Regions from separate parts of the Homo sapiens genome. Here region 2 is linked to region 1. Evidence: chromatin loops called from intact Hi-C (ENCODE). Cell type or tissue: ascending aorta. All regions are shown on one strand. Links, peaks and the distances in the headings refer to the core of each region. The heading gives the core; the rest is flanking DNA. Region 1 overlaps LOC105370982 (a long non-coding RNA gene). Region 2 overlaps RGMA (repulsive guidance molecule BMP co-receptor a).

Evidence for each region. Peaks named below come from ENCODE experiments on the same cell type or tissue, not always from the same donor. Only the 100,000 strongest peaks of a DNase experiment are listed, where the experiment ranks them.
Region 2: a loop joins it to region 1, with 3 times the contacts of the local background. A loop is called at or near these places in 15 of 110 quality-filtered maps.

The regions. Positions count from the first base shown.
Region 1 is chr15:93,314,861-93,325,950 of GRCh38, forward strand. All of the region lies in intron 5 of LOC105370982 (a long non-coding RNA gene), which reads left to right. Among named protein-coding and RNA genes, the nearest start is that of RGMA, 230 kb to the left of the region's middle. In ascending aorta, for the core only: no CTCF peak of the experiment used is centred there; a DNase peak (open chromatin) is centred at 4,791; H3K27ac peaks cover 1,658 bases.
Region 2 is chr15:93,067,030-93,078,119 of GRCh38, forward strand. RGMA (repulsive guidance molecule BMP co-receptor a) reads right to left here. Exons shown (of 4, transcript NM_020211.3): 2 at 5,887-6,002. Among named protein-coding and RNA genes, the nearest start is that of RGMA, 17 kb to the right of the region's middle. RefSeq lists a silencer at 6,476-6,614 and an enhancer at 6,771-7,528. In ascending aorta, for the core only: CTCF peaks have their summits at 6,254 (motif pointing left) and 6,462; DNase peaks (open chromatin) are centred at 5,510, 5,882, 6,222 and 6,722; H3K4me3 peaks cover 4,288 bases; H3K27ac peaks cover 4,045 bases.

The sequences.
Region 1 (11,090 bases), core at 1,665-9,664:
GGAGGGAAAGATCAAGGATGGTGTATTATTTTTCTAGGGAGCAAAATACCACAATCTGGGTGGCTTAGAAGAACAGAGATTATGTCTCTCAATCATAGACGGTAGAGGGCCAAGATCAAGGTGTTGACACAGATGCTTCCTTCTAAGGCAGCGTGGGAGACTCTGCTCCATCTTTGTCTCCTAGCTTCTGGTGACTTGCTGGCAGTCTTTGTGGTCCCTTGGCTTGTAGCAGCATCACTGTGGTCTCTGCCTTCATGTTCACATGATGTTTTCCCTGTATGTATGTGTCTGTGTCCAATTTTCACCCCCACCTTTTTTTTTTTTTTTTTTTTTTTTTTTTTTTGAGACGGAGTCTTGCTCTGTCACCCAGGCTGGAGTGCAGTGGCGTGATCTCGGCTCACTGCAAGCTCCACCTCCCGGGTTCACGCCATTCTCCTGCCTCAGCCTCCTGAGTAGCTGGGACTACAGGCGCCCACTGCCACATCCAGCTAATTTTTTTTGTATTTTTAGTAGAGACGGGGTTTCACCGTGTTAGCAGGATGGTCTCAGATCTCCTGACCTCGTGATCCACCTGCCTCAGCCTTTCAAAGTGCTGGGATTATAGGCGTCAGCCACTGCACCTGGCCAAATTTCCCCCTTTTTATAAGGACACCAGTCATATTGGATTAGGGCCCACCCTACTCCAGTATGACCACATCTTATCTAATTACACCTGCAGCGGTCCTATTTCCAAATAAGGTTGCATTTTGAGGTATTGGGGGTTAGGATTTCAACATATCTTTTTTGGGTAGATACAGTCAGCCCATAATAGACCACTTCTGGGCTTCTGACTCCATCTCCAGATGGATGTTCGAGCCATTCTATGGGAGTGGAAACTAGATGAAAAGCCTATTTCAGAGAAAAGACCTTGAGTTTATCTTAGATCTGTGGAGTTAGATGTACTTTTAACTCATTCATTCATTCTCGAATGTCCATTAAGTGACACCATAAGGTAGGCACTGGATTAAGTGCTGGGGATATATATATATGCAAGTTAGTCATGACTCCTGCCCCCAAGATACTCAGAATTTAATGGGGATAGACCTTGATATAGTTTGGATTTGTGTCCTCACCCAAAGCTCATGTTGAATTGTAATTCCCAATGTTGTAGGAGGGGCCTGGTGGGAGGTGTTTGGATCATGGGGTGGACGTCCCCCTTGGTGCTTTTGTGACAGTGAGTGAGTTCTCATGGGATGTGGTTGTTTAAAAGTGTGTAGAATCTCTCCCTTCACTCTTTCTCCTGCTCCAGCCATGTAAGATGTGCCTCCTTCCTCTTCACCTTTTTCAATGAATCGAAGTTTCCCGCAGTCTCCCCAGCCATGCTTCCTGTACAGCCCACGGAACCATGAGCCAATTAAACCTCTTTTCTTTATAAATTTCCCAGTCACAGGTAGTTCTTTGTAGCAATGTGAGAACAGACTAATACAGACCTCAAACACGTAAGCAAGTATAATGTTGCAGGTGGAACATATGCTATGAGTGAGAGATAAATTGAGAGCCTACAATAATGGGATTTTATCTAGTAAAAGAGGTCAAAAAGGGGTTCCTTGAGGAAGAACTACTTAAAAAAGGATAACTAGCAAAAAAGAGAAAGAGCATTCTGGACAGGGAGAACAGTATATGCAAAGGTCCTGTGGTGAGTGAAAGCAGAAAAAGCATGAGGAATGGGAAGCTGGGTAGTGCAGCAGAGGTGCAGAGAGCATAGAGGCCACTTAAGGTGAGGTGAGCCTGGGGAGGTGAACATCAGCCGGGCTATGGAGGGTCATGGAAGCCAGGTGGAAGAACTTTATGTAGTTCCTAAGAGCAATGGAAAGCCCTGCAAGATTCTGAGCCAGGGTGTGCATGATTTAAATATAAAAGCCATCTCTTTGCCTGTCATTTGGCGAATGGATAGGAGGAGGGCAGAGTGGACGAAAAGACTTCAGAAGTCCAGAGACAAGGAGGGTAGTGGTGCCGGAGACGCACATAACTAGACAAATTCAAGAGATATCTGGAAGGGAGATTTGAATGGCCTCAGTGACCAACTGGATATGGAGTGAGGGAGAGGGAGGCAGTGAAGATGACTTTTGGGTCTCTTGCACCTACTAGCACATGACAGAGAACACTGAATGAGCGCCAGCATTGGGAAATGTAGACTTTGGGGTGCACTGGAGCCATTCAAGAGAAGGGGCTGGAAGGCTGCTGGATATTCCCAACTAGAGCTTAGGGGAGAGCTGGGCCAGGTGGGGAAGGCTGGACCCAAAACAGATTCTGGAGGAGCGGGCAGAGCTGGCAAAGAATTGCCTTCTCCATCATAGCAAAGGGACAGAGTATGTGTGCGCATTTGCAGGGAGGTTTGCAAGCTCAGTAACAGGAAAATGAGGTAGTTGCTGCTTTCTGATGGCTTCTAATTTTTCTGAGTAGAAAGAGGTGAAGTCGTCTGCTTTTAGTGAAAAAAGAGGAAGCTGGGTGGAAGGCTGTGGGAAATTGGCAGGGAAGGTTTAAAATGATGTTGGAGAATAATGAAACGGAAACGTTTGCATTATGTGAACTGAAAAATAGAAAGTTACAAAATAGAAGGTATGTATGACTTTAATTTTGGGCAGAAAAAGTAAAATGGTAACGTACACATAAGTACATATACATATATACATATCTATATGCTCATATACACACTTCATGATTAGTTGGACTCTAAGCAATTTAAAATACTTTGTTCTTTTCTTCATTTTCTAAATTTGCAAAAATAAACATGTATTGCTCCTGCAATAAAAACCTCTTATTTCTAAAAAAGTTTATAAAACCCTTTGCTTTCATTCTTTTTATTGAGGACTTGTATATTATTAATTTGAAAAATTATTGTTAAACCTTTTTTAGCTTAAAATAGCAAAATAACAACAACAACAACAAGTATTTGTTGACAAGAAATGTCTTTAGCTTAAAGTGCTCTAGTAGAGGCCATGCTAATTTTAAGGCGATATTCTCATTCTCTAAAGTTAGAGCTCATCTGCCTGCAGGTCTATGACAGTGAAATCTTTGCTGCCTGGTGCAGACCCAATCAGTGACTGAGAAAGCCTAGCCAGTGTGGTAGCCTGAGGGCAGCAGACCTGCACCTACTCAAAGAGCTAAATTCCAAGCACACTGGCGGCATCTTTGCTAACTCTGATGATTTCGATTAGCAGAATAATTTTTTAAAAATTGTACAGGCGTGAACACATTATGTTATGTTATTATTTCCAACAATACTAAGTTATTAAATGTTGTAAATCACTGCTTTTAGTTTTGGTAACTTTATGCCTTTTCAAATGGCTACATTTACAGATGAGAACATCCTTTTCCAGGGTTTTCCATGGGGGCAGTATGAGGACATTGCTAGCTGCAGTAACAAAGGACGCAATAAATTCTTTTTTTGTTTGTTTGTTTGTTTGTTTTTTAAGATGGAGTCACGCTCTGTCGCCCAGGCTGGAGTGCAGTGGCACGATCTCGGCTCACTACAAACTCCGCCTCCCGGTTTCACACCATTCTCCTGCCTCAGACTCTCTAGTAGCTGGGACTATAGGCGCCCACCGCCGCGTCCAGCTAATTTTTTTGTATTTTTTAGTAGAGACGGGGTTTCACCGTGTTAGCCAGGATGGTCTCGATCTCCTGACCTCGTGATCCGCCTGCCTCGGCCTCCCAAAGTGCTGGGATTACAGGCATGAGCCACTGTGCCCGGCCGACTCAACAAATTTTAATGGCTCAACACTTAAAGTAATACAGAGAGATTAAGGCACTTGCCCCTTGGTCACACAGCTAGGAAATTAAAAGACCAGCATGGCCAGCCCAGGCAATTTGACTTCAGAACACTTGTTCCTCACCTCTTTCCTATATTCCCATCTAACATGCTAAGACACCTCTGAAATGTTGTTTCTTCTCACTCTTTCTCATACTTGGGAGGGTGATGTGTATATGTTCTTGCTCCAGTATGGAGCTAATTGGAGACATGGAAACGGTACATCACTAATACATCAAATGTTCTATAGATCTATGAAATTAGCTTTTCCTAAGCAGTATCTGTGAAATCACAGGTTAGCTGGGCTACACATAGCTAATATGCATTAAAATAAATGCATAAGTGCCATAAAAAGTGTTTCCACTTGTACCACCCAAAACCATCTCGTGTGTGACAAACTTAGGGAGGGGAACCATTAAATCTCGAGCCTGGGCAGTGTATGTGCAGACCCTGTTCTGGAATCCTCCATGGGGCAGAGCAGACAGGCCCTTGTTTCACGCACAGCCTGCCTCTTCCAAGGATGGCACGATGACCTTCACGTACTTTGCCCATAAAATGGCACAAGGTGCCTGAGAGAGCCTTCCAGGATGCAAACTTGGGTCGGCAGGGCCTGACCAAATGCTGGAGAGGTACCTGAACAGGACCTCTAACTCCACCCTCTGCCGGCCCCACCCTCTGCTACCCCCGCCCCTAACCCCGCCCCCTTTGCCTCCTGCCCCGATTGCCCAGCCATGGAGTTTGAGATGGAAAGAAGGGAGGATGCCACGCTTTCCGAGATGGCACTGGCGTCAGTGCTTCCACAAGAACTCCTGACAGAAGAGGCGAAGAGGCTGACTGCACAGTCCTTTCAACCAAAATGCAGTGTTTTGTCAGTATCAGCCCTGGGAGGAAACTGCTTGGGCCGAGTTAAAGTTAAGAATCTGACTTAATCCCTAAATCTGGCAACATAAAGGGTGTAGACACCCAGGCCTAGCCGTGACTGGGCCTTTTCCTGGAATGGTCTGTGAGCTTCGGGTAGCAGACAGCCCTGGTCTGGCGCTGGCTCTGTCACTTCGTAGGCATGTACCCTTGGCTACAAATTTTTTAGTTCCAAATTTCCTAATATGCCAAATGGGGCTGAAACACCGTACGCACATGGCTCTCCTTCCAGAACTCCTGCCTTCAGACCCAATATTTATTTAAGAGTAATGAAGAGTGAGAATAAGTCAACTCATTCCACCAACCTGTGACTTTTATCCAACATTCTATTACCAAGTGTAAAAAGTGCGTGTACGACAAAGTCCTCTGACTTTGGAAAGCTTACTAATTGACTGTACTCCCCTTTCAAAACAGTCCATTTATGTAGCACTTTTTTCAGTCTCAAAGTTCTTTCCCTTAAGCGATCTCATAAACCCTAACAAGTTTGTCATAGAAATAATTTTCCTGCTACTTACTTACAAATCTTCCAGCCATGAGATAGCCAATATCCTCCCGCTCTCCCTCCCCCACCCCATTGGCATCTGCTACACACAAACTCTTACCCAGACACCCATTCACCTGACTTACATCGAGCCCATCTTTTTTCTTCTGTGTCTCTAGCTGAACTGCCGTGAGAGACACTGACGGTGTTGAGGTTGAAGGCTACTTGTCAGGGAGATCCTGAGAAAGTTAAAGGGCCAGGTAGGAGAATGAACTAGTGTTCCCCAAGTGTGAATTTCTGACCGGAGAGACAAACATATGCTGTCCATCAGCTTGATGGTATTTGCTCCACTTCCTGCCTCTACCTCACTAGTGGTTGACATCTTCAGCAAACAGTGGGAAGTTCCTTTCCTACAGAATCACGTGGGCTGAGAAACCCTTTGACAATAAGGATGCACTAAGCTACTCCAATTTCGGGAGATAATATATGGAGAAAATAAAATTACTTGCTGCATTTAATTTTGTATCTAACTGAACTAGAACATTTGTAATTAAAAACACTTTAAATGAATCCAGTAAATTATTAAAAGTTATGGCTAGCGAAGCAATATTGTGATCAGTGGTAGCGAGAACAATTTAACCAGGAGAGGGGCTTGTTTGGGAGAGATGTGGGGCTGAAAAAAGTTTATAAGATGCAGAAGTGAGGCCGGGCGCGGTGGCTCATGCCTGTAATCCCAGCACTCTGGGAGGCCGAGGCGGGCGGATCACGAGGTCAGGAGATCGAGACCATCCTGGCTAACACAGTGAAACCCCGTCTCTACTAAAAATACAAAAAATTAGCCGGGTGTGGTGGCGGGTGCCTGTAGGCCCAGCTACTTGGGAGGCTGAGGCAGAAGAATGGCATGAACCCAGGAGGCGGAGCTTGCAGTGAGCAGAGATCGCGCCACTGCATTCCAGCCTGGGCAACAGAGCGAGACTCCGTCTCAAAAAAAAAAAAAAAAAAAAAAAAAGTTGCGGAAGTTCCCTTGGCACACTTGGCTAAGGAAACCTGGCACCGAGGATATGAAACTGGGGGACTTGAGGCTCCCTGAATAAGAGATGGAGCTTGCAGAGGACGCACTAGGTGCCTGGCGTTGGCCTAAGCACTTTCCAGCAGATAATTTGCTTATCCTCAGGGCAACCTTATGAGGTAGGTACTATTATTACCCATTTTATAGATGAGGAAACTGAGCCACGTGGAGGTGGGAATGCCAAGACTGATCCCAGGCAGCCTGGCTCTGCATACGAAACTGCTGTATTCTTTGCCCTGTGGTATCTCATACCTGGAAGGCAGGCAGGGAACAGAGGAGAAAGGTTGAGGCTGAATCGTTACATAAGTGCAAGGGCCCCAGGGTCCTGAGTGGCACCTGAGAAGAGAGGAGCCCAAGCTATTAGGCCGTAAAATACACTGCCTGGTGTCTGCCACATAGTAGATTCTCCATAAGTGTTGAACTGAAATCAAGCATAATTACCTGAGCTATCAGCCCTTTCTCTCTAGTTCATCAACATTTCTCTCAATTCTTTGATTTTGTCAAACTTGGTAAACCACGGAAAATGTGTACTTCTTAAAAAAAAAAAAAAGAAAAGAAAAAGATTGTCCAGTTCATGGAACACTGCAACAAGACATGTGAGAAGAGATCTTACTAGTGTTTAACTCAAAATCCCGAGAGGCTTGCGCAGAGGCTGGAGCCCAGCAACCATTGCTTGTCCTTAGAGCCCATTTAAGGGGCACCCTCCTATCATCACCCATTAGCTTTCTCCCGGTGAAGCATGAATATTTTCACAGTGAAGCTCAGGTCTAACTGTGACACTCTCACTGCCCACAAAATGCACAGGATTCCAGTGAGCAAATAGCCCCGCCCTGAGTCTACCCGGCATCGGCCACAGGCATGCATAGCAGGAACTGGGCGGCTGAGTTCACAGGCAGTCAGAATGGGTGCTGCTGCTAGCAAGGTTAAAATCATCTGTTCTGCCAATGTCCCCCTCTGCTCACCCTCTAGGCTGTGGTCTGGGTCCCTCAGGATAGCCACAACTTGGGAGGCAGCCACTGCTCCCCTTGCTTTGGGCCCTTAGCTGCGTCCTGTTTACCTTCACCTTCCTGATACATTCCTTGGGTGCTTTGCTTGTGTGTGCAGGGGCTTTGATCAACTCGGCCTTCCTGGGCCTCGGGGAGAGAGACGGACTGCCTCCGGGTGCTCATGACCTTTCCAGCAGTAAGCCAATAATGTATGACTCCTGCGTTGCCGTTGCTCGTTTGAGGTAACCACCCCATTTTCATTTCTATCAGAAATGCCTTTTTCAAATGTCAGTATGTTTGAGAGTTAGGCTTAGATTCTAAGCCCAGCAGGCAGAGATGAGTGTTGGAGCTGGGGCCTGGGAACAAGCGGCCCTGAGTGGCACCAACTCTACCAGTCCTTACACCAGCAGGCTTAGAGCAGAACAACCAGGTGGGGACAGCCAATAGGAGTTGGGTAACTTTTCCATGTTGGCCAGTGTGCCCCACAGTCTAGCATTTGCACAGTCCTACCCTAGCTTATATACCTGTTCTGCTTCACCCAGTTCAATGGCTCCCTACAGCCTGTAGGACAAAGGTCAGCTTCCCTCTGGCACCCAAAGACCTCTGGGCCCTGACCTTGTAGAGCTCTGTTTCTGGGGCTGCTCATTTTTCTCTCTCTTGCACCCCATGCAGCAGCTATCATGAGTGATGTACTGTTCCTTGGCAGTAAACTAGACTGTTCCCTGGGCCATGCTACTTCCGCTGCTTGGATGCCCCTTCCTGGTTTCTTCTTCTGGTTCAACTTACTCATCTATCAGTGCTGGGTTTAGCTCTACCTCCATCTGAGAACATGTCTCTGACTGTGAAGGTTGGATTAGCCCAGTCTGCTTCCAACTCTCATGGGATGTATAAAGAATGGGAGGTTCTAAAAAGTAGCATCAAGACATCAGAGAGACCAAGGTTCAAATCTTGGCTCTCACATTATTAATCATGTCATTTTGGGCAAAGCGTTAGCTTCTCTGGGCTTCAGTTTCACCATATGTAAAATGAGGGTATTAACAGTATTTGCCTTAGAAGATTGTTTTGAGGCCTGGGGAAGTCCATGTCTATAAAGGGCTATAGTGGGTTGAATTGTAGCCCTTTAAAGAAATGTCCACTGGGGACTTCAGAATGTAACCGTATTTGGAAGAAAGATTTTTGCAGATGGAATTAAGGATCTCGAGATGAGATTTCCTTGGATTTAGGATGTGCCCTAAATTCAATGACAGGTTCCTTATAGAGAAAGGCAGAGGTAGATTTAAGAAAAAGAGACACAGAAGAAGGTTATGTGAAGATGGAGGCAGAAACTGGAGTGACACAGCCACAATTCAAGAAACGTCTGGAGCCACCAGAAGTGGGAAGAGGCAGGGAAGGATTCTCCTCTAGAGTCTTTGGAGAAAGTGTGGCCTTGCTGATATCTTGGTTTTGGACTTCTAGCTTCCAGAACGGTGTGAGAATGAATTTCTGTTGTTTTAGGCCACGAAGTTTGTGGTGATTTGTTACGGTGGCCCTGGAGAACTGACACAAGGGTGCGTAGCATATTGTGGATACTCCATGAAGGTGACCTGACAGTATTGCTATTGTTTTGATGGCTCTGTGTTAAATTTGTCTTCTTTGAGGTGTGTCTGTCTACCCCATGTCACCTGCCCCCAAAATTTCAGCATGTGTTTTTCTTAACTTGTGTTTTCAATGCTTTGCACAATGTCTGGCACATAGTAGGTACTCAGGAATGATTTTGGGCAAGGACATGCTGATGTGGTACTGTCACCTGGAGGGGACTATACTTCCTCTTTGGCTATCCTGTGATCACACATCCTGAGGGTTCTCTGCTTGGTCATTGACCCTTTGATGACTTGAACGTTCGGGTTCAGTGTTAGTAGTCTGTGGTGCCCAGTGGCAGTGCAGTAACCAGCAGAAGGGTGGGATACCCACTGGTCTCTCAATGGATGGGCACCAGGGGATGCAGCAACAGTGCTGGGCTTATCCTCCAGGGGGAGGGTATTGCCCCATGAAGAGAGGCTGGGACCGGGGAAAAGGTGCCAAATGGTAGCTGAGCAGGCTAGTGGGTGTGCGTGGTTGATGGATGAGCTTCTGGGGACCAGCGTCAGTGAGTGGCTTGCCATGGTCACATAGATACTTTATGGCATCACAGTGCGACTGTACAGCACTGGGGTTCAGTGGGCTCTGGGGACCAAAACCCTGGGCTCACAGCCCAGGCCGACATGCTCCTGCCTGCACTCTAAGCCTGTGGAGATGGTGATAAAACCACCAACATTGAGACTAGGAATTTGAGGTTTAGAGAATTTGAATGATTTGACAGAGGTTGCTTAGGAAGTGGTAGTGCCAAAATTTAAATCCAGTTCTTGTTCATAATGTCTGGGCTTAGCAGGGGAGTAAGTAAGGAGGGGACAGTGGCCTGAAAGATGATGATTGTGTTATTGCTATCTTGTATTTTAATTCTACATAGTTTATAAATCCCACAATACAATATTGCTTTCCTTTAAATGGTCGTTGTCTTTTAAAGAAATTAGACAGTACTGTGTTATATGTATCTACATGTTTACCATTTCCAGCAAATTTTTCATTTCTTCTTATATATTTGAGTTTCCACTTAGTATTCTTTCCCTGTAGACTGAAGAACTGTCATAGTTCAGGCTTGCTGCCAATGAATTTTTTTCAGCTTTCCCTTATCTAAAAAGTCTCTATTCTGCCCTTATTTTTGAAAGATATTTTTTCTGGCTATGTAGTTCTGGGTTGACAGATTTTTCTCCTTCCAGCATTTTAAAGAGTTAATTTATTTTTTTAAAGTATTTATTTTACCATGATATTTTGCAGAGTATTTTGCTATTAAGATTTTTTTTTAAATTTCAGTATTTAAAAAATACTTACTTGGCCGGGTGTGGTGGCTCATGCCTGTAATCCCAGCCCTTTGGGAGGCCAAGGCGGGTGGATCACAAGGTCAGGAGATCGAGACCATCGTGGCTAATACGGTGAAACCCCGTCTCTACTAAGAAATACAAAAAATTAGCCGGGCGTGGTGGCGGGCACCTCTAGTCCCAGCTACTCAGGAGGCTGAGGCAGGAGAATGGCGTGAACCCGGGAGGTGGAGCTTGCACTGAGCCGAGATCACGCCACTGCACTCCATCCTGGGCCACAGCAAGACTCTGTCTAAAAAAAAAATAAAAAAATACTTAATTATCTTTTCACCCTCATTTATTTTTCTGATGTAAACTCAACTGTCTTTCAAAGCATTATTACTCCCAAATCTCCTCCCTTTTATATTAACTGTTAAGATATTATTAATATTAATTTATATAATTAATATTATATTATGAAGATACACTTTGTTAACCAATATTATTATTAGTATATCTTGTTAGACTGGTAGCAGAAGGGAACTTTTACTTTCCTTTTCACACTCACCTTTGATTTTGTTCTATGATCCTGTATAATTTTAATTAAAACTAAACAAACCTTTAAAAGCTGATATGTCACAAACTATGTGGCAGGCCTGTCATTAGGACTATATGTCCATTTGGGATTAGGATTCACCCTTCCCACCCTTGTGCTGGCTCTTGAGTTGCTACCCTAGGATGTTCTCATTGCTTCGTCAGTTGACATCTTGCAGCCCTATCATTTATACACTAAGAGATACGAGGTGAACATGCGACCACAAGGATCACTACCACTGGTCTTCATATTTTTGAATCAGTGACAAAGTATGGTGGCTATAGTGCTTTTTGAGGGTACCAGTAGTATCTTTTGAGGTTAAGAAAACCTTTATCCAGAGGTTGCAAGCTAGAACTTCTAGGGCAATTTTTTTTCTCC
Region 2 (11,090 bases), core at 2,058-10,057, 250 kb before region 1:
ACTCAACCAAAAGAGCTTTAAAAATTATTACTCTCCTTCAAATGATCCTACTTTGGAGAGAAGGATATAAAGGTATTATATCTTGAAAGATGTTTGTGAAATGTTCATTTAGTGATGGTTGTCTGTGGGAGGTTGGATTTTGGGTTATTTTTATTTTATTACTTATCCCTTTCAGCTTTCAGAGTTAAAAATGAGTACTGTTTTTATAACCAGAAAAAATTATTTTGGAAAAAAACTTGAGTATCTGGAAAAAAGAAAAAAAAATCCTGTGGTCTTTGCCCATTGAGCAAAACCCAAAACAAACAGAAACACACACAAAAACCCAAGGGCCCTGTAGTTCCCAGGACTATGTGGGTGTGCTTGGGGTGGGTGGAGAAAAGAAGGGCATATAGAAACAGAAATGAGGTTCCTGCTTTTATAAACAGAACTGGTGCTTTACAAGAGGACAAAAACGTAAGGCCCATGAGGCACCAAGCCCAGCAGGTGGCTCAGTTGTCAGCAACCAAGGTAACAGGTGTCCCCGGCGTCGGGGGGGTCTGCACTGGACCCCTGTAGACGGCACTGAGCTTGGAGTGGTGAAACTGGGCAGTGTCCAGAGCAATGCCTTAGAGTGGCCAGGTGGGGTGTGGTGGGGTGGTATATGGGGAGGCAAGCAGGGAGCAAAGGGGTGACCCAGGGCTTGGGGATGTGCTGGAAGCCTTGGAAATGAGCTTGGGAAAAGTCGGGGGCCGGGAGTTAGAGACCCTCCCTTCTGATGCTCCAAAGCAGGCCATGAGCAGCCATGAGCTCCTGGGCAGGAGTTTCAGAGTGATTCATTTGGCACCATGGCGAGGATCGGGGGAGGCAGGCAGGTCCTAAGCCTGTCTGCTGTTGCAATGGCAGCAAGGTGACAGAGGGAACAGGCAGGACCAGGAGGAGGAAGGACCCATGGCCCCAGGTGATTAGACCACATGGAGGGGCCCACTTCACACCCAGGACTTCACAGATCTGGACAGGGGAGTCCCTAACAGATACAGGCTAGGCATGAGTCCAGGGGACAGGAGAGGATAAAACTAGGGTTTTAATCTAACTGTCCTGGTGTGCCAGGGACTGAGGATAGTTCTCAGGACATATAGATTCCAGTTTTAAAACTAGGAAAGTCCTGGGCAAACTGGGATAAGTTGGCTACCTTCAAAGAAATACTGTCTTCAATTTAAGGCTGGTTGAATTTTTGCCAAGCAGCAAAACAGCATGGCCCCTAACTGCTACTCAACCAAAACCTAAAGTTGGGGTTCTCTGCCCAGTTCTAGGCCTCGCACATTTCACCAAAGACAAGATCTCTAGCAGGAACGACACTCTCCCCAACATGTAAACTGGTCCCCACCTTCAGCCTCTTATCTTCCAAGGCCTCCTCTTCTCCATCTCATAGAGTGGCCTTATCTGTGCCCACAGATCACCTCTCCCCAGCTCCCATCCTCTGAGCGCTGGAGTGACTACTAGCCATTTCTCCAACCTTGCAAAGACCTTTCCCTTCCTCAGATCACAAGACTAGAGATCCTTTCCCTTTCTCCTCAATACACCCTCAGGGCCTAGTGGCTGGCCATCTGTAGAGTTTTATGTGCGTGCTCTCCCTGGGAGCCAATGCGCTGCTCTGCAGGTGCCGTCACACACTGGTTGCTAGCTGGCTGGTTCTTGCCACTGAACATCAACTCCGAATTCACCTTTTAAAGCCTAACCCCAAAGTGATGGTATGAGAAGTAGGAGGGATCTGGGAAGTGATTAGGTCATCAGGGTGGAGGTTTCAAGAATGGGATTAGTGCTCTTATAAAAGGGACCCCACAGAGTGCCCTCACTTCTGCCCTGTGAGGACAGAGCTGTAAGGCACCATCTACAAACCAGACATCAAATCTGCCAGCACCTATCACTCTTGGACTTTTCAGCCTTCAGAACTGTGAGCAATAAATGTCTGTCATGTATAAGCCACCCACTTATGGTATTTTGTTACAGCAGCCCAAACAAACTAAGACACTCTCCCCTTGGGACACAAAGTCCTACTGGGAGAGCAATAGTGTGGTAAGCAGGCTGATCTGCTGATGCATTTTTTTTTTGTTTGTTTTTTGAGACGGAGTTTCATTCTGTCACCCAGGCTGGAGTACAGTGGTGCGATCTCAGCTCACTGCAACCTCCACCTCCCGGGTTCGGGCGATTCTCCTGCCTCAGCCTCCCGAGTAGCTGGGATTATAGGCTCATGCCACCACGCCCAGCTAATTTTTGTATTTTCAGTAGAAACGGGGTTTCGCTATGTTGGTCAGGCTGGTCTCGAACTCCTGGCCTCAAGCAATCCACCCACCTCGGCCTCTCAAAGTGCTGGGGTTACGGGCGTGAGCCACCGCGCCTGGCCGATGCATTTTTGAATAGCAGCTCTGATAGAAACAGTCTCATTTCTATAGCGACACAGATGTACCTGGACACTGCAGAGGGCCTTGGTCTCCCGAAACCTTAGTTACCCACTGAGGACTAACATTTCTAAAACAGCTGCAGTTCAAAGTATAAGGGGAAGAAAGAAGGAACAAAGAAAGTCTGGAGTGCAATAGTTCTTAGAACAGCGATCCTCAAACTTGAGCATGCATCAGAGCTCTCTGGAGGGCCTGCTCTAGAACACAGACTGCAGGGCCCCAGCTCCAGAGTAACTGCTTCTATAGGTCTGTGGTGGGCCTAGAACTTGCATTTCTAACCAGTTCCCAAGGAAGGCTAATGCTGCTGGTCCAGGGACCACACTTGGAGAACCACTGTGCTGAAGTACAGGACCCACACATAGTGAACAGGAAGCCTGGTGACATGTCCGAAACATATGCCTGGATGGATTTCTCTTGGAACTCTTTTCGAAAAAGTCACAATGGCTTCAAAGTTTAAAAAGCCATCTATTAGCTGTGATTTGAGTAGGATGCCATTTGTGGAATGCTCTTTTAAGAGTCCTTTCTGGCCTCCCTTCCTAGGTAGACGTGGACACTGTCTGCCTGTGCTGTCCCCAAAGAATCATCTAAACAGACACCCTTCCAGACCGCTTGACAGTGCAGGGGCCCTTTCTCATCACCAGGCTGTGGTCTGCCTGAGGGGCTTGGTTAGAAGGCTCCAAAAGTTGTCACTGAGTCAGGAACCCAGTAGGTTGGCCATCCACATGGAGTAAGTAAATGCAAACACTCGAAACACACAAACGCTCTCAGTGTAGCTGAGGTGAAGGCATCTTTCTCCACATAACTATGTTCGATTTAATTTGCACTCCTATAGGCTTACTCCTGGCAGCCATTCAAGCTGACTAGCACAGAACAAACCGAGGCTTTCACGCAGTTGCTCGGCCAGTTTCCACCTGTCTTCAACGGGAGAGGCCAAGGCACACAGGGGCCCCCAGTGTGTCTGGGTGCCTTCCACTTGCTGGGGCTTTATTTCTCGATCTCCCGCCTTGCTCTCCATCAGACCTGCAAGTTTTCTAACTTCATTCCTAAGCGGCCCCTCTCCTGGTCAATGTGTCAAAGAATGGGACAGTCTCTCTCTGTTGTGGAAATTTCCCATTTCATCCCTTACTTAAGAAACTGTCTTTTGACCCACATTTCTAGAGCACACAAGTTTTGGAGCCCCCAGTATATTTAGTTTTGGGGTACTGGAAGCTCAGTTTTCAGTCAGGTGGGCAATTTTGACTAAACGCAGCTGTCAAGCCCTCAAATGAGAAGAAACATTAGCCAGCTGGCGTGACAGGAGAGCAGCTATCAGTTCCATCGGCCAGGTTTTAGTTACCGGCCTTGACGCCAAAAAGAAATGGGTTTCTTGGAAACAAAAGTGATGGAATTTGGGCTGTGACTTATATAACCTACCAGTGTTCCTCAGCCTATGGCGGGATGCTTTAAAATAAAAGTTTTTAGGATGGAGAAATAAATCGAGAAACAACAAAACCACCACCACTCAGGCCATGCAGCCTCCTACCTCTGGAAACTTCTGCCAGGCCTTCCTTTCCTCTCCAGCCCCAAAAGGTAACAAGTGCTGCAGCTTTAAGAGCGGGAAGGTGTTGTTTTAAGGGCCTCTAAGCCCCTCTTCTCAATTTCAGCTTTGAGCTGAGATCACATCCCCCACGGCAGCCAAGGGACAAAAGCCATTTATCAACCCATCTGATAAAACTTCCAATGGGCTTGATCTTTATCTAGACCAAACCAAGAACACAAATTGCAAACTCCTGCTTTTCCAAAACGTTGACTTCTTCTTAAATAGGGTGATTTTTATTTTAATTTTGAATTCTTGGGAGGAAACCAAATTGGGCTGTTCAACCAGACTCTTAAGTAGGTGGAGAAACTGCCTTTTAAATACACTGGGGGTGAGGAGAGGGCACCCTGCTGTTTGATCCCCTGCGGAGGTTTTGACATTCCAAGCTGAGTACTTTTTGGGGATACCAAGATCCCTCACCCGACATCTTGTCCTTGGCCAGGCCTCCCTATGGAACCTAGGTCTGGAGAGCAGGTTGCGGCTCTCTGCGACCCTTCTGGGGTGCGCAGTGGTTGAGTAAGCCGGACGCACAAGTCTGAGCTGGCGCTGGGGGCCAGGAGCAGGGCTGGGACTAGGGGGTAAACTGATCCCTCGCTCCCTACTGTTCACTGTCTGCGTGGTCCGCCCATTGGGAGCCCCAACTCACAGCCAGGCCGAGCCAGACCTGCCCAGTTTTGCCAGTTCCTTGAAACCCAGTTGGCGGAAGAGCAAATCAAAATAACCCAATCCGAGTCTAAACTCAAGTCCTTTCTTGCAAAGCTCAGTAGTGCGCGGGGGCTGCGGCTCTACGCCTGGCTGTGGTGCGAAACAAGATGAAATTTTTTCAAAAAGACACCTCTGAACCCCGCAAACACAATGGAAACGGCTGGGAGATCCCGCCTTGCGCCGGGGGGGCCATTTGGCCCGTGACATTGTGTTTATTTGTATTTTTAGCAAGAAAAAAAATGGGTATAAAGGGCTTAACTGGCGTTTTCTGGCTGTGAGCAGCATATGGCAAAAATGAAATAAAGTTTTATGAAACATCATAAAGAAAACAGGCCGGGGATTTAAGTTGCATGCCTCCCCCCTCCCCCCGAAAGGAAAAAAAGTAAAGAAACTGGAGCGTTTGGGAAGGAACAAATGCTTCTCTGTGGAGTTGGTCTCCCTTCCCCCAACAAAAACAAGAGGTCCGGGCTCGGAGGAATTTGAAAGCAGCGATCTGCCAAAAACATTGTGAAAAACTATGGGGGATTCATTGGAAACAGATGGGCTTTTTCAGCTTTAATTCTGAAATTCTCTCCTTTTCTGACACAATAAAAACAAACAGGGGGCGACGCAGAAAGTTATCAAACAGGAACACCAGCTCATTTGAGCCGAGTCCGTGGGTGTCCCCGCGTGGCCAAATGGGTGGAAACGAGACGAGGTCTCCGGGGAGGGGGCTGTCGGGAACTCGGCTGGGACCTCAGGGGCGACCCTGGCTCCACCCCTGGGCACCCGGCAGGTTTGCAAACTGCTGGGCGAGGAGCTGAAGAAAGTGTCCCCAGCACCGAGGGCGTGCCTCCCCTTCTCCCCCTCTTCCCGAGCCCCTAGGAGGCACGTTCCCAGCCACCCCCTTTCTCGGAAAAAGGGAAGGGAGTGAGGCACCCCGGCCCCTGCGCCCTCCCCACACGGCTCCATCTCACGGCAACTCGGGCAGGGTGCCCCTCTCCGGGTCCCCAAGGGCAGGCATCGCACCCACGACGGGGTGCGGGAGAAACAAAAGACCCGTGGAAATAGGAGGCGGGGTCCGGAGGAGGTCCGGAGAACTTGAGCCCGGACTCACTCGCGCACATCTGGCCCAGCATTGAGGGGCGGCCCAGGGACCCGGCCCCGCGCGCCCGGCCGGCAGTGCCTTACCTGCGGGGAAGCTGCAGAGAAGGAAGGCGAGGGTCGGCCAGAATCCCAGGGCTGAACGTCCTGCCCCTCTCCCCATACCCATCCATCCAGCTCGGCCTGTTACCACTAGCCTCTCCCTGGAAGAAGAGTTCAGAAAAAAAGAAGAAAATAAATCACGCTGCGAAGAAAGGGCAGCCTCGCTCCGCCGGCGGGAGCAGCGAGCCGGGAGGCTCCGTCCACCTCGGCCGCGGGCGCCCGGCGCGCTCCCCTTCCCGCGCCGCCCCCCGCGCGCCCCTCCCTCGCCATCCATCACTCGGTTCTCCGCCAATGTCGACGCGGCCCCGCGCCCCAGCCGCCTGCGCACCGCCCCCTCGCGCTCGGGTTTCAGCGAGGCCGGCGAGGTAGCCGGAGGCGGCCGGGCGGGGACCCAGGCTGCCCGGCCGCAGCGCTCGCCGTGAGGACCTCGGAAAACCACGGCCCTAGATCAGAGGGCGCGCCACGCTCCCCGACCCTCGCGCCATCTCCAGCCCGCGGCTGTCCTTGCAAACCAGGCCCAGCACCCTTGGGAGGCCGCAGGGCATGAGGCGGGGCAGGACGCCCCCTTAATCCCCTCCACGAATATCCAATCCAAGTAGAAAAACTGTCCTTGGAGGCAAATCCCAGCCCTACTTTCCAACCAGACTGCCGACCCCAAGCTTCCACCGACGCCCCCTGGCTCATCAGTCGCACTCAGACGCGACACCGGTGCAGGAGGCTGAAAAACCCACTTCCGAGTTGTCTAGGTCTGGGCAGGATGGCTCTCTGCATCTCAGCTACTAACGCACCTCGAGGTTCCCGCCCGTCGTGGCCCCAGGCCACCCATCCTGACTGGGTTTGGCCTGCCTCCAGCACCCCCTTCAAGCACCTCGCTGCTTCCTGAAGACTTGCCCCGGCTGCGCCCCCGTGCTGAGGGCCTGCGGGCCTAACCTTGCCACCTTGGCACAGCTGCCACTCCAGAGAGATGGCTATGCCGGTCCGCGTGGCGCGCAGGGCCGGATGGTTTGGCGCTCTCTGCGAGGCCCGCAAGGCTGCACTTGGGAGGGCTTCAGTATGGTGACCTTTCCTAACTCTGTCGCTTATTTTTCTGGGAAAGAAACATCTCCTTCCCAAGGTTCCCTGGGCCCTGCAGTTCTGCTGCCGTTGTGATATTTAAGGGACTGGTAACTTCCCCTGAGAGACATCTTTTGGATGAAACACAAATAGTCCTGAGCAAGTGTTCTTAGTCAAACCAACTCCTCCCGCCACCCTCCTCACCTCACTCCCAAGCCTGCCCATCTGGTTCTTTGGGGAAAAACACCTCTGGGTTTTTATCCAATTTGGAGGTTTCTCTTAAGCACTATCACAGTCCTTACCTGCTGCAAAGGCCACACAGGCTTGTGCAAGGCTGCAGGGCTGCAGCTGCATTTGGGGTTCCGGCTGCCAGGTCGGGAGTGTGGAGAGGAGCAAGTTTGAAGGGAGGGGAGAAGGCCCTATGGCTGTGAAGACACAACCCCAGCAGCAAGACTTATGAATCTGGCTTCCACAAAACAGGTACACAAGGGGACCATACCTCAGCCAGCTGTGCAACAGGGCAACACGAAGCTGCTCTTCCCTTAGGTGGAAATGCCAGACACAACTCTTCTTTACGAGGGGGTGTCACTGTGTTTCCCTGAAATATTGAGGTCTCAGATCGACAAGCTCTAAATATTTTTCCCCCAAACCAGGGTTCATTTCAGGACGGGTCTGCAAAATGCTACGGTTTTCCCAGTGAAAGCCCACCATCGAAAATGCTCTTCCTTTCAAGCTTGGCCAGTCCTGGGGCCCGACCCAACAATTTATTCTGCAGCATCACCGAACGGCAGCCCATTCCAGCGGCCACCGGGGCACGCTAAGCAGGCACTGTGCCAGGCTGCACAGAGGTGACCAAGTGGCCTTTCCACTAATTAACACCATTTGCTAGAGTCTGCCTTTCACGAGCTAGTTCTAGAGTCTCTCGCCAATGAGAAGGGATCACTGGCATTCCAAGTCACCTGGACAGTAATTAACCACCGTCACTGCTGCAGCATGTCCAGGTTGGAGACCAGGGCTCAGGATCCAGAGGAGGCCATGCAGCCCGCAGAAGCCCAGAAATCACGCCCTTCTGGGGCTGCCCTTGCCCAAGAATGGACTTTTCACAGCAGGACTTTTTTTTTTTTTTTCAATGAGAACAGAAAAAAGAAATCTTCAACTATGTTACAATTTAAAAGCAGGAAAAAAAAAAGGAGTTTCTCCCTCCCACGTCAGGAAATGTCATCCAATATTCTTAAAGAAAGGATAACTAAATAAAATACATGTGCAGCATATTCTGCAATTCCATTACATACAGTAGTTTTTTTTTCCAAAGCTATTTTAAGTATTGTTAATATAAAGCAGTTGCACAAAAAGCAAAGGTGCTTTGACAAACAGGTGTATGCACTGATTCCTTTTTAGGAACAGTATCTAAAAAGAACCCGTCGTCCACACTGCCCCAAAAAAGACAAAGATTCATACAGACACATTGGGATATATGTACAACATAATGAACCCCATCCTAAAGAAGCAACTGAGATAACCCCCAGAGAATACAGAATCAGAATTGTGAAAAATCATAGTGAAGTTTGCTTGCTGTAAAGCCTGAGAATTTTTTTTTTTTCAGTTGGTTCTTCTCGCAGCAGGACTTTTAACCTCTACATTTCAGTTTCTTCATCTGTAAGGATCGGGCTGATAATATTGTCACTCCAAGACTACAACTGAATAGAACTCGGAAGAGGCCCCAGGCCATGGGAGTTCCAGTGTCCCTGCCGGGAGACGGGTACTGGCTGCCTTTTTAGGAGGAGACCCCAGTCTTGCGACATGAGCAAATAATTTGGGAAAGGGGCACAAAAGGCTTTTTTTCCCCCCCTTTCTTGAGGAGAAATGTCTGAGGCTGAATTTGGACATCTTCAAAGTGGGGACTTGGCCATCACACAGTTTAGACTATCATGAGAAATCTAGCCCCAGCTAGAGCAGTATGGCGTTGTGTTGACCTTGAGGAATCTAGCTATACTGGCTAAACCAACCAACTTTTAAACAGCTCCCCAACTCTCTGCAGGAATAAAAAATTCCTAAAACGTTAGATTTGAGAACTCAGCACTCCGTTCGCCATAGAAACTCATTTAACTCAAAAGTGTAGTTGACTTCAAACAAACAGCCCCATAGAGTCTAACCAAGTATGTGGTGTCCCCTAGGCTACAGCTTAGACCTGGGGATAGAGACACTCTCATGCATGACTCTTGCCCCTTTTCTTCAGCACTGGCTGTGGAGGCCTCAATCCTGAGCATCCCCCTCCACCTTCTCTCCCTTTCCACTCTGGGGGTAGCTATTTGATGGGGGGAAAGGGGTCAAGGGGCTTCTGAAAGGAAGGGTTCTGCATACGGCTGAAGTCTTCTCAGGGGCAGTGATAGTCAGGGGTTCCAACTTTGCCTGCTTCTAGGTATGAACAGAGTGTTCTCAAATCTAGGGCCTGAGTCATCAGTCAACAAATATATATTCAGGACCTGCTGCAGGCTAGACCTTGGGGGATAAAGAAATAAGACAGTCCCTATTTCTGAATTGCTGGTAGAAACAGATAATAGAGAAAAATGAGTGCTAAAGGAGAGGTGAGGAGTGAATGACCTTTACCAAAAAAGGTGGTGTCTTTCAAAATAATGGCTAATATTTTGACGTATTTTTACATTGTGTCAGATGCCAGCTGAGTACTTTACATTTCTAGAAACTTTCAGCTAATGAAGATTCTATTACCATCCTCATTTTGCAGATGAAGAAACTGAGGCTGGGAACGCTTAAGTACGCACCCAATAAATGGCTAAAAAATGCCAAGCCAAGCTGGCCGAACCCCATGCTTGGCGTACTGTGTGTGCCATTCATTCCAATGGTGGTGAGCAAGTCCGCACCGGGCTTAAAGTCAAGGCGAGACAGATTACTTAACAATCACTTTCAATAAAGCATAACACAGACTCTGACAGGGGAGACACAGAACACAGGCGCCAGGGGGCTCCAGCCCAGCTTGGGGTGCAGGGAGGGGAAAGAAGCTTTCCCAGTGTAGGAGTATGCCAGGGGAAGTTGACGGGCAAGGGAGGGGATGGCAGGGAGAAAACTCCAGGCAGAAGGAACACCCAGCACGCCAGGAACAAAGTGTGCTTTACCTGAGGATCTGCAAAGGCTGAAGTGCGGCTGTAGAAGGAAGAGGTGAAGCTGGAGAAACAGAGCAAAGAGCTTGGGGGAGCCTGTGAAGCACCTGGGAGCCCAACCCAAAGCCTCAAGAAGGGGAGGGATTTATTCTTTTGGGAGACCACTGTGGGAGATGTAAAAAGATTAGAGTTGCCCAGGCCCTTCTCCAAAGCAGCTATATCTGAATCTCTGTGGGGTAGAGCCTGGGCATCAGCATTTTTAAGGAGCTCCCTTAGGCGATTCATGTCTAGGGGAATAGCTGGGTTTGTAAGTTCTATCAATCTCGGGCCCATGCCCTCCTTGCTGCTGGCAGGTGCACAGAAGACCCAGGTCTGTCAGTTTCTGCCCCTTGGGATTAAAGTCAAGCCAAGACAGATAACCTAACAATTACTTTCAATAAAATGGTGATTGCAAGTGACTCAAGCTGGACCAATCAGAATCTTTCTTGAGATTGTTGCTACAGAAGCTTCAGTTCTGGTCCGACTCCAACATAGGATCGGTTTAGGGCAGCAATCTTGTGCGAGGGTGAGTGTTTATGAGTGTTAGTAGTTGAGGCAGCATTTGAGGACGTGACATAGTGTGTGTGTGTGACAGCTGCCCTGTCGCCCAGGAGGCTGGAGCGCAATGGTGCGACCTCGGCTCACTGCAACCTCCGCCTCCTGGGTTCAAGCAATTCTTGTGTCTCAGCCTCCTGAGCTGCTGGGATTACAGGCACACGCCACCACACCCGGCTAATTTTTGTACTTTCAGTAGAGACAGGGTTTCACCATGTTAGCCAGGCTGGTCTCAAACTCCTGGGCTCAAGTGATCTGCCTGTCTCTGCCGCACAAAGTGCCGGGATTATAGGTATGAGCCGCTGTGCCCAGCTGACATCTTGTTTTTACTTAAGTTGTATTTTATCAGGTGAGCTTTTTGGGGAGTGATGAAGACTTTATTTAGGCTAAGCCTCCCCAAGCCACTCTTCAGCATATGACTCTCCT